Linked DNA regions of Homo sapiens: region 1 is linked to region 2. A link is an interaction called in ENCODE POLR2A ChIA-PET data of the cell type or tissue named here. Cell type or tissue: PC-9. All regions are shown on one strand.

Region 1 (8,000 bases), 75 kb before region 2:
GGGAGTATGGAATGCTTGAATATGAAGGATGGAACTCAATGCTTGAACTCAATAGGAAGAATGGAACTCAAAATAGAAACTTAGTTTCTATTTTGTTGCTTGGCAAGCACATGTATACATTTCTCGTTTATATACCAAGGAGATAAATTACTAGATCATAGCACATGTATAGATCAGCTTTAGTACGTGGACCAAATTATTTTCCCAAAGTGATGCTAATTTATACTCTTACCAGCAATTAGAATTTTTTTTTTTTTTTTTTTTTTGAGAGAGAGTCTCACTCTGTCGCTCAGGCTGGAGTGCAGTGCTGTGATCTTGGCTCACTGCAAGCTCCGCCTCCCGGGTTCACACCAGTCTCCTGCCTCAGCCTCCTGAGTAGCTGGGGCTACAGGTGCCCACCACCACGCCCAGCTAATTTCTTTTTTGCATTTTTAGTAGAGACGGGGTTTCACTGTTAGCCAGGATGGTCTCAATCTCCTGACCTTGTGATCTGCCCACCTCGGCCTCCCAAAGTGCTGGGATTACAGGCATGAACCACTGCACCCAGCCAATTAATGAGAATTTCATTTGTTTTCCCATATTTACTAATGCTTGCTATTGTCAGAGTTTTAAATTTTAGTTATTTTAGAAGGAATGCATGTGTTATTTATTGTGTTTTTATATTTAGGATAGTTAGCTCTTCTTATTGCATTGATCCCTTTACCATTATGTAATACCCTTCTTCGTCTCTTTTGATCTTTGTTGGTTTAAAGTCTGTTTTATCAGAGACTAGGATTGCAACCCCTATTTTTTTTTTGCTTTTCATTTGCTTGGTAAATCTTCCTCCATCCCTTTATTTTGAGCCTGTGCATTTCTTTGCATGTGAGATGGGTCTCCTGAATACAGCACACTGATGGGTCTTGACTCTTTATCCAATTTGCTAGTCTGTGTCTTTTAATTGGGGCATTTAGCCCATTTACATTTAAGGCTAATATTGTTATGTATGAATTTGATCCTGTCATTTTGATGCTAGCTGGTTATTTTGCCCATTAGTTGATGCAGTTTCTTCATAACGTCAATGGTCTTTACAATTTGGTATGTTTTTTGCAGTGGCTGGGACCAGTTGTTCTTTTCCATATTTAGTGCTTCCTTCAGGAGCTCTCGTAAGACAGGCCTGATGGTGACAAAATCAGTAAAAGATTTTATTTCTCCTTTGCTTATGAAGCTTAGTTTGGCTGGATATGAAATTCTGGGTTGAAAATTCTTTAAGAATGTTGAATATTGGCCCCCACTCTCTTCTGGCTTGTAGGGTTTCTGCAGAGAGACCCACTGTTAGTCTGATGGGCTTCCCTTTGTGGGTAACCCGACCTTTCTCTCTGGCTGCCCTTAACATTTTTTCCTTCATTTCAACCTTGGTGAATCTGATGATTATGTGTTTTGGGGTTGCTCTTCTCGAGGATATCTTTGTGGTGTTCTCTGTATTTCCTGAATTTGAATGTTGGCCTGCCTTGCTAGATTGGGGAAGTTCTCCTGGATAATATCCTGAAGAGTGTTTTCCAACTTGGTTCCATTCTCCCTGTCACTTTCAGATATACCAATCAGATGTAGATTTGGTCTTTTCACATAGTCCTATATTTCTTGGAGGCTTTGTTTGTTTCTTTTCACTCTTTTTTCTGTAATCTTGTCTTCTCACTTTATTTCATTGAGTTGATCTTCAGTCTCTGATATCCTTTCTTGCACTTGATTGATTCAGCTATTGATACTTGTGTATGCTTCATGAAGTTCTTGTGCTGCATTTTTCAGCTCCATCAGGTCGTTTATGTTCTTCTCTAAACATAGTTATTTATTCTAGTTAGCAATTTGCCTAACCTTTTTTCCAGGTCCTTAGCTTCCTTGCATTGGGTTAGAACATGCTTCTTTAGCTTGGAGGAATTTGTTATTACCCATCTTCTGAAGCCTACTTCTGTCAATTCATCAAACTCATTCTCCATCCAGTTTTGTTCCCTTGCTGGTGAGGAGTTGTTATCCTTTAGAGGAGAAGAGGCTTTCTGGTTTTTGGAATTTTTAGCCTTTTTGCGCTGGTTTCTTCTCTCTGTCTTCATGGATTTATCTACCTTTGGTCTTTGATGTTGGTGAGGTTGACACTATTCCTTTCTGTTTGTTAGTTTTCCTTCTAACAGTGAGGCCCCTCTGCTGAAGATCTGCTGGAGTTTGCTGGAGGTCCACTCCAGACCCTGTTTACCTGGGTATCACCAGCAGAGGCTCAGTTGGAAATGCAGGAATCACCTGCCTTCTGCATCAGTCTCACTGGGAGTTGCAGGCTTGAGCTGTTCCCGTTCAGCCATCTTGCCAGTTACCAGCTCTATTTACTGTGTTTCTAATTCGCATTTCCCTGATGATTAATGTGGTTGAGCATCTTTTCATGTGTTAAGAGGCCATTTGTTTATTTTATTCTGTGGAGTGCATGTTCAAGTCTTGTGCTCATTTCTCTATAGGGCTCTCTTTCTTTTTCTTTTTTCTTTTTTTTTTAGATGGAGTCTCACTCTGTCGCCCAGGCTAGAGTGCAGTGGCACGATCTTGGCTCACTGCAAGCTCTGCCTCCTGGGTTCATGCCATTCTCCTGCCTCAGCCTCTCGAGTAGCTGGGACTACAGGCATCTGCCACCATGCACGGCTAATTGTTTTGTATTTTTAGTAGAGATGGGGTTTCACCGTATTAGCCAGGATGGTCTCCCAATCTCCTGACCTTGTGATCTGCCTGCCTCAGCCTTCCAAAGTGCTGGGATTACAGGATTGAGCCACCACGCCCAGCCTCTTTCTTTTTCTTACAGATTTGCAGAAACGCTATAAATTCTGGACACAAGACTATACACACACATACCCGTACATATTTATGGTTTACTTTACCACAATTTTAATGGTATCAGTGAAAGAAATGAAGTTCTTATTTCATTGTATTTTAATAGATCACTCTCTTATTTTTATTATTAGAGCTTTGTACATCTTCTTCAAGATTCTTAGTTTTTCTTGGTCCTTTGCAACTTCATATACATTTTTTTATTTGTTTGTTTTTGTCTTTTGCATCCCATATACATTTTACTGTTAGCTTGTCAACTTCCATAAAAAGCCTGCTGGTGTTGGGATTGCTCTGAATCCAAATTTTAGGAAGATCTCTCTTAGAAAATCACATTTAGATTTAGACCTAAACGATTAGAAGGAGCTAGTTGTGTAAGGAGTGTGTAGGGTGGGGAAGTGGAGAATTTTCTAGAGCAAAGAGAACATTATGTGCAAAGACCCAAGGTATAAAAAAGCACAGCAAAGTCAAGAAATTGAAAGGTTGTTGGTATGGCAGAAGGAAAAGGATTGAGGTGAGATTGGCAGGCGGGTCAAAGCCCAGATCCTACAGTCTTGATGCTGTTGTGAGCAGTTTAGATAAATAACGATCAGCAGAAACTTAGAAATTGGCACTCTGCTTTACTTGCTTGCTATTAAAATGTTTCTTGTTGAAACAAGATTTGGCCTTGACGTTTATTCAACACTTTTTTCTGAAAGGCTGTTTATTTTGAAAAGCCCTAGAAATTTACAAAGTTATAATTTGATTCTCTTTGACTGAAAACAAAAGTCTAATATAAGTTTTGTTAGATTCTTTGACTCACATTTGTGCTGAATACATCCATGTATACTTTCTGCATCCATTTGACTCCCACAATTCCCTGTATTGGAACTCAGGATGCTAAAACATTTCTTTGAAAACAAAGCAAAAATGTTCCCCACATGACTCAGCATATGTTCAGTTCATACCTACTTTTATTTTTCTTTGTTCACCAAGAAGAGTCACAAAAGAGATGAATCAACTGTAAGTGCAGGAGTGTGAATCTGTACTCATTATCCTCAAGCATCCATGGAAGCACTTGTAGCTTAGAACTCTTATCAAAAGATCCTTTGTAATTTCAAGGGCAGCACTAACATATACAATGACTATATGTTTTTGAATGCTTCAGAGAATCTTTGCTATTCTCTAGAAAGAATGCAGCTGCTTTAGCAATTGCAACACCACTCCATGTATAAAACACTTTGCAAGCTGGTTCAAGCTGTTATATTCATGTCAAATTGGGTAACCTTTACAATAGTACTTTATATCAGAGCGATTGCATATGGTTCTAGAAAGTAAGTCCTTGTTACTTTGACTTAATACCATAAAAATGCAGTCAATAAATAACTAAGTACTACTCTGAGCAAGTTAGATTGTTAGATCCTTCTGAGGATGCAAAGATCACCAAGGCTGAAAAACAAGCATCGAGGACCCTATCTATTCCAGAGTGCGGGGGGGCAGGGGTGGGGTGCTCTTAAAGAAAACAATGTGGGGTAAAGAGAGAGGACATGAAAGAGTAACATGCAAGTAAGGGAGAATTTACCAAGCACAAGTGAGCTATGCATCAAATAATGGTATCAATTTTTTATTTTCCCAGCTCTGCTTGGCCTTGGTAGCCCTGGCCTCATCAACAGGTGTGGTCTGAAAAATTCTTGTCACCTGAAGTCGATTACTTAGTAGGCCGGGACCAATTTCTTTACAGTGCATAGTTACTCCTGGATCTAAGCTCCACATAGAACTCCTGAGCCCTGGATAGGGGCTAGCCTCTTTTCTGAAGGTATGACTGTGCTCCCCAAATACTCAGATACTGTCTTGGCTCTGTGATAAATGGGATGGGTCCCTGGGACTCCCGTGTTTCCTTTTGTGTTAGGCTGTTCTTGCATTGCTGTAAATCAATACTAGTTGGGCGCAGTGGCTCACGCCTGTAATCCCAGCACTTTGGGAGGCCGAGGTGAGCAGATCACCTGAGGTCAGGAGTTTGAGACCAGCGTGGCCAACATGGGGAAACCCCATCTCTACTAAAAATACAAAAATTAGTCGGGCATGGTGGCGCAGGCCTGTAATCCCAGCTACTCGGGAGGCTGAGGCACGAGAATCGCTTGAACCCAGGAGATGGATGTTGCAGTGAGCCAAGATAGCGCCATTGCACTCCAGCCGGGGCAGCAGAGCGAGACTCCGTCTCAAAAAAAGAAATACAATAACATACCAGCACTTTGGGAGGCCAAGGCAGGCAGATTCCTTGAGCTCAGGAGTTAGAGACCAGCCTGGGCAGCATGGTGAAACCTTGTCTCTACAAAAAATGCAAAAATTAGCTGGGCATGATGGTGCATGCCTGTAGTTCCAGCTACTTATGGAGATTGAGACATGAGGAATGCTTGAGTGGAGGAGGTCAAGGCTGCAGTAAGCTGCGTTTGCACCACTGCACCCCAGTCTGGGAGACAAAGTAAGACCCTGTCTCAAAAAAAAAAAAAAAAAAAAAAAAGAAAAATACTGGAGACTGAGTAATTTATAAGAAAATACATTTAATTGGCTCATGTTTCTGCAGGCTATACAGGAAGCATGGTGCCAGCATCTGCTTCTGGGGAGGTCTCAGGAAGCTTTTACTCATGGCAGAAAGTGAAGTAAGAGCAGTATTTCACATAGCAAAAGCAGAAGCAAGATGGGGGATAGGTGCCACATGTTTAAATGACCAGATCTTGTGAAAACTCGCTCACAACAGTGAGACAGCACCAAGCCCCAAGGGATCTGTCCACATAACCCAAACATCTCCTACCAGGACCACCTCCAACACTGGGGGCTCCCCTCTACATTTGGAGGGGACATCCAAACCATATCACCTCCCACTTGATTTCTGAATGTATTTCTGCCGAGGGGCTCACCCACTGCAGCCCAACTGCCAGGCCCAGGGCCTGTGAGTAGTGGTGCTGGCATATCCTGCATGAGTGGCCAAACTTTCAGGGACACGTCCATGCGTACTTCCTTACAATGGAGCTAATATGGCAGCTTTGTTTATCCCTTAGCTCTTGACCCACCAGGTTCTAGTTCTCTTTCCTTTCCTTAAGCCGCCTTGTTGAGGGCTTCTTGTTTCTGGTTTACACGAAGACAGAAAAGCTTAAGTTGTGTGTAAGGGAAGAGACCATTGGCCAGTTTTGGTTGAATGTAGAGGGAATGAAGTAAATTGTGGAGATAACTCTGGAATGATCTGTTAGGACTGTTTAGCAGGAAAGGAGAATGATACAATTGGAGCTATAATTTAGCACTGATTGATACATAATGGGTAGTGCAGTCAATGTTACACATTATACTAATGTGTAAAAAAAAGAGCAAACATTCTTTATTTTCTGGAACTGATTGAATTTTGCTCTCAAATCTTTCTCTTAATGGTAGAAAGGGAAGAGGACACTTAAACTTGCCAATTAAAGGCTTTTTCAGATGATCATATTCTATTTTAGAAAAATATTCAGCTAAATTCATACTTTAAACTTCCTCTCTGGGCTGTTCATCCTTTTCTCCAAAATAGTGTCTGGATATAGGAACTCTTTTTTCTTCATGGCCATGACGTATGGTAGTTTCACCTGTTAGTCCTTATGCTGACCTCTAGGTCTTCACTGGGCTTATTTGAGATGTCTCTTGCTGGCTGACCTGTTGAAATCTGCAACTGGTTAAACTATTGGTCTATTCTCTTGAAATGTTTAAAGCCTTATGATTCTCTTCTTAAAATTTCTCTCACCCTGTAATTCCGCTGACTTGCCCCATACTGAGTTTCTCTTGCATTATAGTTTCTTAGAGCCTTAGCCACACTTCTGTTACCCTGCCTCTGGTTTGGATAGAATACATATCTATAGTGACTGGCAGAATGCTAACATTGGGTCTGATCCAGTGGATTATGGTCTATTATGAAAGGGAGAGTCAAGAGGATACCATGGATCTCTCCACCCAATGCAACTTGCAAATTGGAAGCAATAATATGGCCCTCAAGGAACTGCAGATACTATGCCAAGCAAATACAAAATACTGGGATGTTGTTTCCTATTACTTTCCCTTTTAATTTCCCAATTCAGAACTTGCAGAATATGAATGGATCTTGGAGAATAACAATGGATGTTCATAAATATAGTAATGTGGTGACCCTAAATACTACTGCTCTTCCAGAATTGGTCTTCTACAGAAAAACAATGCTCTAAAACATATCTGTTATGCAGTTATTGATACAGTTATTTTTTTTTCTTTATTCTAACCAATAGGACTCATTTGCTTCATCTGACCTGGTGAGAAAGATCCCTTTACTATCCTGTCTCTAGGATACATTAGTTTGCAGATTCTGTGCCACATTTTAGTTTTTGGGGATGTTGCTGGTCTCATAGTACCATGCTGCTGTGCTGTATTGATGACTTCTTCATGATAGGACTGAAAAGCAGGACGTGGCTGGTACTCTATATATCTTGGTAAAGGATATATATGACAGGGTAGGAGGTAAACTCTAGAAAACATACCAGAACCTAATGCCTCTAGCATCCCTGTTATCTAGGAGATATCCTGGGATTTGCCTTCCAAAATGAATAAAACGGAATATAAGTTGCCACCTCAGTTAGTTCTCTGTCACTAAAAGTGAGGAAAAGCTTGGTGGTGTGGGTGTGTGCTTCTTTGACACAGCCAGGTATTCTGCATGTCCAAACTTGGTGGTGACAGCAGTAGCAAACAACCCTGAGTGTCCCTCTGTTCCTGCCAATTTGATGCTACACCCTGGAAAGACTAGCTAGCCTCTTGGTGAAAAGTTCCCTGATGGAAAGCCAACCATGGTGAGCCATTCCATCATGGAGGGGCTGTCAATTTTTCTTTTCTTTTTTTTTTTTTTTTTTTTTTTGAGGCGGAGTCTTGCTCTGTCACCCAGGCTGGAGTACAATGGCATGATCTCAGCTCACTGCATCCTCCATCTCCTGGGTTCTAGTGATTCTCCTGTCTCAGCCTCCCGAGTAGCTGGGATTACAGGTGCCCGCCGCCATGCCTGGCTAATTTTTGTAATTTTTAGTAGAGACAGGGTTTCGCCATGTTGGTCAGGCTGGTCTTGAACTCCTGACCTCAGGTGATCCACCCACCTCGGCCTCCCAAAGTGCTGGGATTACGGGCGTGAGCCACTGCACCTGGCCGGG
Region 2 (8,000 bases):
TGCTCCATTGCCCTCTCCTTGGAAAATTCCATGGGGACATACAGTTTGGAATCCAGAACTCCTGGTGTATTATCCTGTGTTCAGTGTGTGATTTTGTTGTAGAGATCAGCAATGTTTTCTAAGAGATGTTATATCTGCCATTAGTCTTTTAGAATGAAATATGTCAAATACACAAAAAGTATAATGATTAACAAGATTAATTCAGTCTTCCAAAGCCTTTAAGAGCCATTTCTAATTTTACGGAGGTAGCAAGATAACTAGGCAACACTTAATTATCTCTATCCAGTGGGAAATTCGATTGATAGCCTCCAAACTTATTTTTAGACAATGCTATAGACTTTACAATGTAAATACTAGTAAGGAAAGAAATATAAAAAATGTTAACTACAGGAAGGAGACAAAGGGAGAAAAGTCACTAGCTGATTCTCTACAAGCTGGGTAGTCAGCCCCAGCACCCATTTCCACTGGGCAAGGGTGCTGCTTGTTAAATAGTCAACATTTCATATATATCAAAAGCTCAGACTTGTCTAAGGTTAACATGGATGCAGGGTGGCTTTGCAAGAAAACAGTCCAGATTTTTGAGGCTAAGCAAGATGGTTAAATAGAAGCCTCCACTGACCACCCTCCCTGCAGGAACACCAAATTGAACAACTATCCACATAAAAAAGCACCTTCATAAGAATAAAAAATCAGGTGAGCTGTCACAGTACCTGGTTTTAACTTCATATCATTGAAAGAGGCATTAAAGAGGGTAGGAAAGACAGTCTGGAATTGCCAACACCAATCCCCCACTCCCATTCCCCAGCAGCAGCTGGGCTGTGTGGTGGAGAGAATCTGAGCTCTTGCGGGAGAGAGAGTGCAGTGACTGTGGGACTTTGCCTTGGAACTTGGTGCTGCACTGTCACGGTGGAAAGGAACACCAGGCAAAACTCAGTGCCCATGGAAAAAACATTTAGACTAACACTAGCCAGAGGGGAATTGCCCATCCCAGCAGTTGGAACCTGAGTTCTGGCAAGCATCGCCACCACAGGCTAAAGTGCTCTGGGGTTCTAAATAAACTTTAAAAGCAGTCTAGGCCACAAGGGCTGCAATTTCTGGGCAAGTCCTGGTGCTGTGCTGGGCTCAAAGCAAGTGGACTTACTGGGGGCATGTGACCTAGTGAGACACCAGCCAGGGTGGCCAAGGAAGTGCTTGCACCAAGCCTCCCCTAACCCCAGGCAGCACAGCTTGCAGCTAGGAGAGAGACTTTCCTTCCACTCGAGAAAAGAAGGAACTTTGTCTTGCAACTTGGATGCCAGCTCAGCCATAGTAGGACAGGGCACCAGGCAGAGTCCTAAGGCCCCCATTCGAGGCCCTAGCTCTTGGATGACATTTCTAGACACACTCTGGGCCAGAAGAGAACCCATTTCCTTGAAGTAAAGGACCCAGTACTGGCAGGATTCATCATGTGCTGACTAAAAAGCCCTTAGGCCCTGAATAACCAGCAGCAATACCCAGGTAGTATGCCTCGGATGAGACTCTGAGATGTGCTGGATTCAGGTGTGACCCAGCACATCGAGTTGTGGTGGGCTACAAGGAGAGGCTCCTGCTTGAGAAAAGGAGAGAAAGAGTAAAGGGGACTTTGTCTTGCAACTTAGGTACCAGCTCAACCAGAGTCGGGTAGAGCACCAAGTGGGCTCTGGGGGTTCCCAATTCCAGGCCTTGGCTCTTGGATGGCATTTCTGGACCTGCCCTGGGCCAGAGGGAGCCCACTTCCCTGAAGGATGAGTCTCAGATCTGGCAGTATTCACCACAAGCTGACTGAAGAGCCCTTGAGCCTTGAGTGTACATCAGTGGCAGCCAAGCAATACTCATTAGGGGCCTGAAGTGGTGATGACCATAAGGGGAGACTCCTGTGTAGAAAGGGGAGGGAACCAGCACAGCTGTAGTAGAATAGAGCTATCAGGTAGATTCCTAAGGTTTCTGACTCTAGGCCCTGGCTCCTGGATGGCATCTTTGGTCCTGCCTGGGGCTGGGGGAACTCATTGCCCTGGGGAAGGACACAAGCCTGATGGGTTTTGCTACCTGCTGAGTGATGGGTTTTGCTACCTAGGGCCTTGAGTGAACATAGGTAGTAGCCAGGTGGTGGTTATTGTGGGCCTATTGAGAGAGATCCAGTGCCATGCTGGCTTGAAGTCTGACTCAGGGCAGTCCTAGTGGTGGTGGCTGCAGGGGTGCTTGTGTCACTCCACCGCCAAGTCTGCACATACACGCAAGAGAGAAAGACTCTGTGAGAAAGTAAGGGAAGAGAACAAGAATCTCTGCCTGGTAATCAGAGAATTCTTCCAAATCTTATACATGACTTACAAGACGGTACCTCTATGAGTCTGCAAGAACCATAGAGTTATCGGGCTTGAGGTTTCATCTAATGCAGATATGACTGCAGTGACCCAACATTTAGATTATAAGACCCAACTCTCTTGCATACCTGGAAAGCCTTCCCAAAAAGGATGGGTACAAAAAAGCCTAGACTGCAAAGACTACCATAAATTGGCTGGGCACAGTGGCTCATGCTTGTAATCCCAGCACTTTGGGAGGCCGAGGCCAGTGGATCACCTGAGGTCAAGAGTTTGAGACCAGCCTGGTCAACATGGTGAAACTTTGTCTTTACTAAAAATACAAAAATTAGCCGGGTATGGTGGCAAGCACCTGTACCCTAGCTACTTGGGAGGCTGAGGCAGGAGAATCGCTTGAACCCAGGAGGCAGAGGTTGCAGTGAGCTGAGATCACACCGTTGTACTCCAGCCTGGGCAACAAGAGCCAAACTCCATCTCAAAAAAAAAAAAACAAAAAACAAAAGAACAAAAAGACTACCATAAATACCCAACTCTTTAATGACCAGAGACTGACAAACATTCACAAGCATCAAAACCATCTAGGAAAACATGACCTCACCAAATGAACAAAATAAGTCACTGAGGACTGACCCTGGAAAAACAGAGAATTTAAAATAACTGTTTTGAGGAAACTCAAAAAAATTCAAGGTAACACAGAGAAGGAATTCAGATTCCTATCGGATAAATTTAACAAATAAATTGAAATAATTAAAAAGAGTCAAGCAGCAGTTCTGGAGTTGAGAAGTGCAATTGACATCCTGAAGAATGCATCAGTGTCCCTTAACAGCAGAATTGATCAAGCAGAAGAAAGAGTGAGCTTGAAGACAGGCTATTTGAAAATAAATAGTCATAGGAGACAAAAAATAAATAAATAAAAAATGAAGCACAGCTACAAGATGTAGAAAATATTCTAAAAATGGCAAATCTAAGAGTTATTGGCCTTAAAGAGGAGGTAGAGAGAGAGAGATAGGGGTAGAAAGTTTATTCAAAGGGATAATATCAGAAAACTTCCCAAACCTAGAGAAAGATATCAATATTCAAGTACAAGATGGTTACAGAACACCAAGCAGATTTAATCCAAATAAGACAGCCTCAAGACATTTAATAATCAAACTCCCAAGGGTTAAGGATAAAGAAAGAATCCTAAGAGTAGCAAGAGTAAAAAACAAGTAACATTCAATGGAGCTCCAATACATCTGGCAGCAGACTTTTCAGTGGAAACCTTACAGGCCAGGAGATAGTGGCATGATACATTTAAAGCGCCAGTGAAAAAATTCTTTTATATTAGAATAGTTTATCCAGTAAAAATATCCTTCAAACGTGAAGGAGAAATAAAGACTTTCCCAGACAAATGAAAGCTGAGGTATTTCATCAACACAAGACCTGTCCTACAAAAAATGCTAAGAAGAGTTCTTCAGTCTGAAAGAAAAGAATGTTAATGAGCAATAAGAAACAATCTGAACGTGCAAAACTGGTAATAGTAAGTACACAGAAAAACACGGAATATTATAACACTATATTTGTGATATGTAAACTACTCATATCTTGAGTGGAAAGACTAAAAGATGAACTAATAAAAATAATAACTACAACTTTTTTTTTTTTTTTGAGACAGAGTCTCGCTCTGTTGCCTAGGCTGGAGTGCAGTGGTGCTATCTCGGCTCACTGCAAACACTGCCTCCCAGGTTCACGCCATTCTCCTGCCTCAACCTCCCAAGTAGCTGGGACTGCAGGTGCCCACCACCATGCCCGGCTAATATTTTGTATTTTTTTAGTAGAGACGGGGTTTCACCATGTTAGCCAGGATGGTCTCGATCTCCTGACCTTATGATCTGCCCGCCTCGGCCTCCCAAAGTGCTGGGATTATATCTGGATGCCCTGATGTAGTAGCTGGAGTCCCAGCTATTCGTGGGGAGGCTGAGGCAGGAGAATGGCGTGAACCTGGGAGGCGGAGCTTGTAGTGAGCTGAGATCACACCACTGCACTCTAGCCTGTGTGACAGAGCGAGACTCCATCTCCAAAAAAAAAAAAAAAGAAAAAAAAATACAACACCCAATAACCTGTTGCTTCACACTTCACCTACAAGGACATGCATAGAATGAAAATCAAGAGATGCAAAAAAAAAAAAAAAAAAATTCCATGCAAATGGAAACCCAAAAAGAGCAGGAGTAGCTATACTTAGACACAATAGATTTCAATATAAAAACTATAAAAAGAGACAAGGTCATTATATAATGATAAAGGGTTTAATTCAGTAAGAAGATATAACATTTGTAAATATATACGCCCCTAACATCAGGGCTTCCAGATATTTAAAATATTATTAGAACTAAAGAGAAAAGTAGACTCCCAATACAATAATAGCTGAAGACTTCAACATCCCACTTTCAGCTTGGACAGATCATCAAGACAGAAAATCAACAAAGAAATAATGAACTTAATCTGCACTGTAGACCAAATGGGCCTAATGGATATTTAGAGAACATTTCATGCAAGAGCTGGAGAATACACATTCTACTCCTCAGCACATGGATTGTTCTCAAGAACAGGCCATATGTTAGGTTTCAAAACAAGTCTTCAAAATATTTCTTTAAATGAGATTATGTCAAATATCTTCTCTGACCACAATGGAATAAAACTAGAAATTAGTAACGAGGAATTTTGGAAACTATACAAACACATGGAAATTAAGCAATATGCTCCTGAATGAGCAGTGGGTTAATGAAGAAATTAAGAAAGTAATTAAAAAAATTTTTTGAAACCAATGCTAATGGAAACACAACATTCCAAAACCTATAGGATACATCAAAATCAGTGCTAAGAGAAAAGTTTATAGCTATAAGCACCTACATCAAAAAAAATCTCTTCTGATGGAAAAAAAATAGAAACCCTTCAAATAAACAACCTAATGATTCATTCTAAAGACTAAGAAAGCAAGAGCAAACCAAATCCAAAATTAGTAGAAGAAAAGAAATAATAAATAACAGAGCAGAAATAAATGAAACTGAAATGAAGAAAACAATACAAAAGATCAGTAAAATGAAAAATTGGTTTTTTGAAAAGATGAACAAAATTGGCAAACCTTTTTTTTTTTTTATTTTTTGAGACGGAGCCTTGCTCTGTTGCCCGGGCTGGAGTGCAGTGGCTTGATCTCGGCTCACTGCAAACTCCACGTCCCAGGTTCATGCCATTCTCCTGCCTCAGCTTCCCGAGTAGCTGGGACTAAGGTGCCCGCCACCACGTCTGGCTAGTTTTTTTGGTATTTTTCGTAGAGACGGGGTTTCACCGTGTTAGCCAGGATGGTCTCAATCTCCTGACCTCATGATCCGCCTACCTTGGCCTCCCGTAGAGCTGGCATGAGCCACTGTGCCCGGTCACAAAATTGACAAACCTTTAACCAGACTAAGAAAGAAGAGAGAAGACCCAAATAAAATCAGAGATAAAAAAGGGAGACAATTTGAGACCAGCCTGGCCAACATGGTGAAACCCCGTCTCTACTGAAAATACAAAAATTAGCTGGACGTAGTGGCGTGCACCTGTAATCCCAGCTATTTGGGAGGCTGAAGCACGAGAATTGCTTGAACCTGGGAGGTGGAGGTTCCAGTGAGCAAAGATCGCACCACTGCACTACAGCCTGGACGACAGAGTGAGACTCCATCTCAAAAAAAAAAAAAGGGAGACATTACAACTGATACTGCAGAAACTCAAAGGATCAGTAGAAGCTACTATAAGCAACTATGTGTGAATAAATTTGAAAACCTAGAAGAAATGGATAAATTCATGGACACATACAACCTATCAAGATTGAGCCATGAAGAAATCCAAAACCTGAACAGACCAATAATAAGTAACAAGACTGAAGCTGTAATAAAATGTCTCCCAGCAGAGAAAAGCCTGGGGTGGATGGCTTCACAGGTGAATTATACCAAACATTTACAGAAGAACTAATACCAATCCTACTCAAACTAATCCAAAAAATAGAGGAGGAGGGAATACTTCCAAATTCGTTCTATGAGGCCAGTAGTACCTGATTAAAAAAACCAGACAGACACATTAAAAAAAAAAAAGAAAAAAAAAAGAAAAGAAAAGGAAAGAAAACTACAGGCCAACATTCCTGATAAACATTGATGCAAAAATTCCTCAACAAAATATTAGCAAACCCAATTCAACAACACATTTAAAAGATCATTCATCAAGACCAAGTGGGATTTATCCCAAGGATGGTTCAACATGTGCAAATCAACCAACGTGATACATCATATAAATAGCATGAGGGACAAAAACCATATGCTCATTCCAATTGATGCTGAGAAAGCGTTTGATAAAATCTAACATCCTTTTAAAATAAAAACCTCAAAAAACTAGGTATAGAAGGAACTTACCTCAACACAATAAAAGCCATATACAACAGACCCATGGCTAGTATCATACCAAATGGGGGCAAAACTGAAGGCCTTTCCTCTAACATTTGGAACATGACAAAGATGCCTACTTTCACCACTGTTATTCACCATAGTACTGGAAGTCCTATCTAGAGCAATCAGACAATAGAAAGAAATAAAAGACATCCAGATTGGAAAGGAAGATGTCAAATTATCCTTGTTTGCAGATAATATGATCTTATATTTAGAAAAATGTAAAGACTCCACCAAAAAACTATTAGAACTGATTTAAAAATTCAGTAAAATGGCAGGATATAAAGTCAACATAAAAAAATTAGTAGTATATCTGGCCAGGCATGGTGTCTCATGCCTGTAATCCCAGCAGTTTGGGAGGCCGAGGTGGGCAGATCATGAGGTCAGGAGTTTGAGACCAGCCTGGCCAACATGGTGAAACCCCATCTGTACTAAAGATACAAAAAATTAGCTGGGCGTGGTGGCGCATGCCTATAATTGTAGCTACTCAGGAGGCTGAGGCAGGAGAATTGCTTGAACCTGGGAGGTGGAGGTTGCAGTGAGCCAAGATTGCACCATTGCACTCCAGCCTGGGTGACGGGGCGAGACTCCATCTCAAAAAAAAAAAAAAAGTAGCATTTTTATATGCCAACAGTGCAGAATCTGAAAAAGAAATCAAGAAAGAATTACATTTACAATAGCTATAAATAAAATAAAATACTTAGGAATTAACTATAGAAGTGAAAGATTTCAACAATGTAAACTGTAAAACACTGATGAAAGAAATTGAAAAGGACACACAAAAAATGGAAAACTTCCACGTTCATGGATTAGAAGAATCAATATTCGTAAAATGTTCATACTACCTAAAGCAATCTACAGATTCAATGCAATCCCTATCAAAATACCAATGACATTCTTCACAGAAATAGAAAAACAATCCAAAAATTTATATGGAACCACAAAAGACTCAAAATAGCCAAAGTTATCATGAGGAAAAAAAAAAAAAAGGGAAGGAATCACATTACCTGACTTCAAATTATGTGACAGAGCTATAGTAAGCGAAACAGTATGATATTGACATAAAAACAGACACATGGACTAATGGAACACAATAGAGAACCCAGAAACAAATTCACATCTATGAACACATTTTTGACAAAGAGAACACACATTAGGAAAAGAACAGTCTCTTCAATACATGGTGCTGGGAAAACTGGATATTCATATG

The links. ChIA-PET counts read pairs that join two places held together with the same protein. Peaks named below come from ENCODE experiments on the same cell type or tissue, not always from the same donor. Only the 100,000 strongest peaks of a DNase experiment are listed, where the experiment ranks them.
Region 1: POLR2A ChIA-PET joins it to region 2 with 5 read pairs; 4 of 35 experiments call an interaction of 5 or more read pairs at or near these places.

What each region holds. Positions count from the first base shown.
Region 1 is chr6:134,770,337-134,778,336 of GRCh38, reverse strand. The region is part of intron 3 of LOC101928277 (a long non-coding RNA gene); the gene reads left to right. Among named protein-coding and RNA genes, the nearest start is that of ALDH8A1, 180 kb to the left of the region's middle. In PC-9, no CTCF peak of the experiment used is centred here; a DNase peak (open chromatin) is centred at 3,906.
Region 2 is chr6:134,695,342-134,703,341 of GRCh38, reverse strand. The region is part of intron 4 of LOC101928277 (a long non-coding RNA gene); the gene reads left to right. Among named protein-coding and RNA genes, the nearest start is that of LINC03002, 160 kb to the right of the region's middle. In PC-9, no CTCF peak of the experiment used is centred here; no DNase peak of the experiment used is centred here.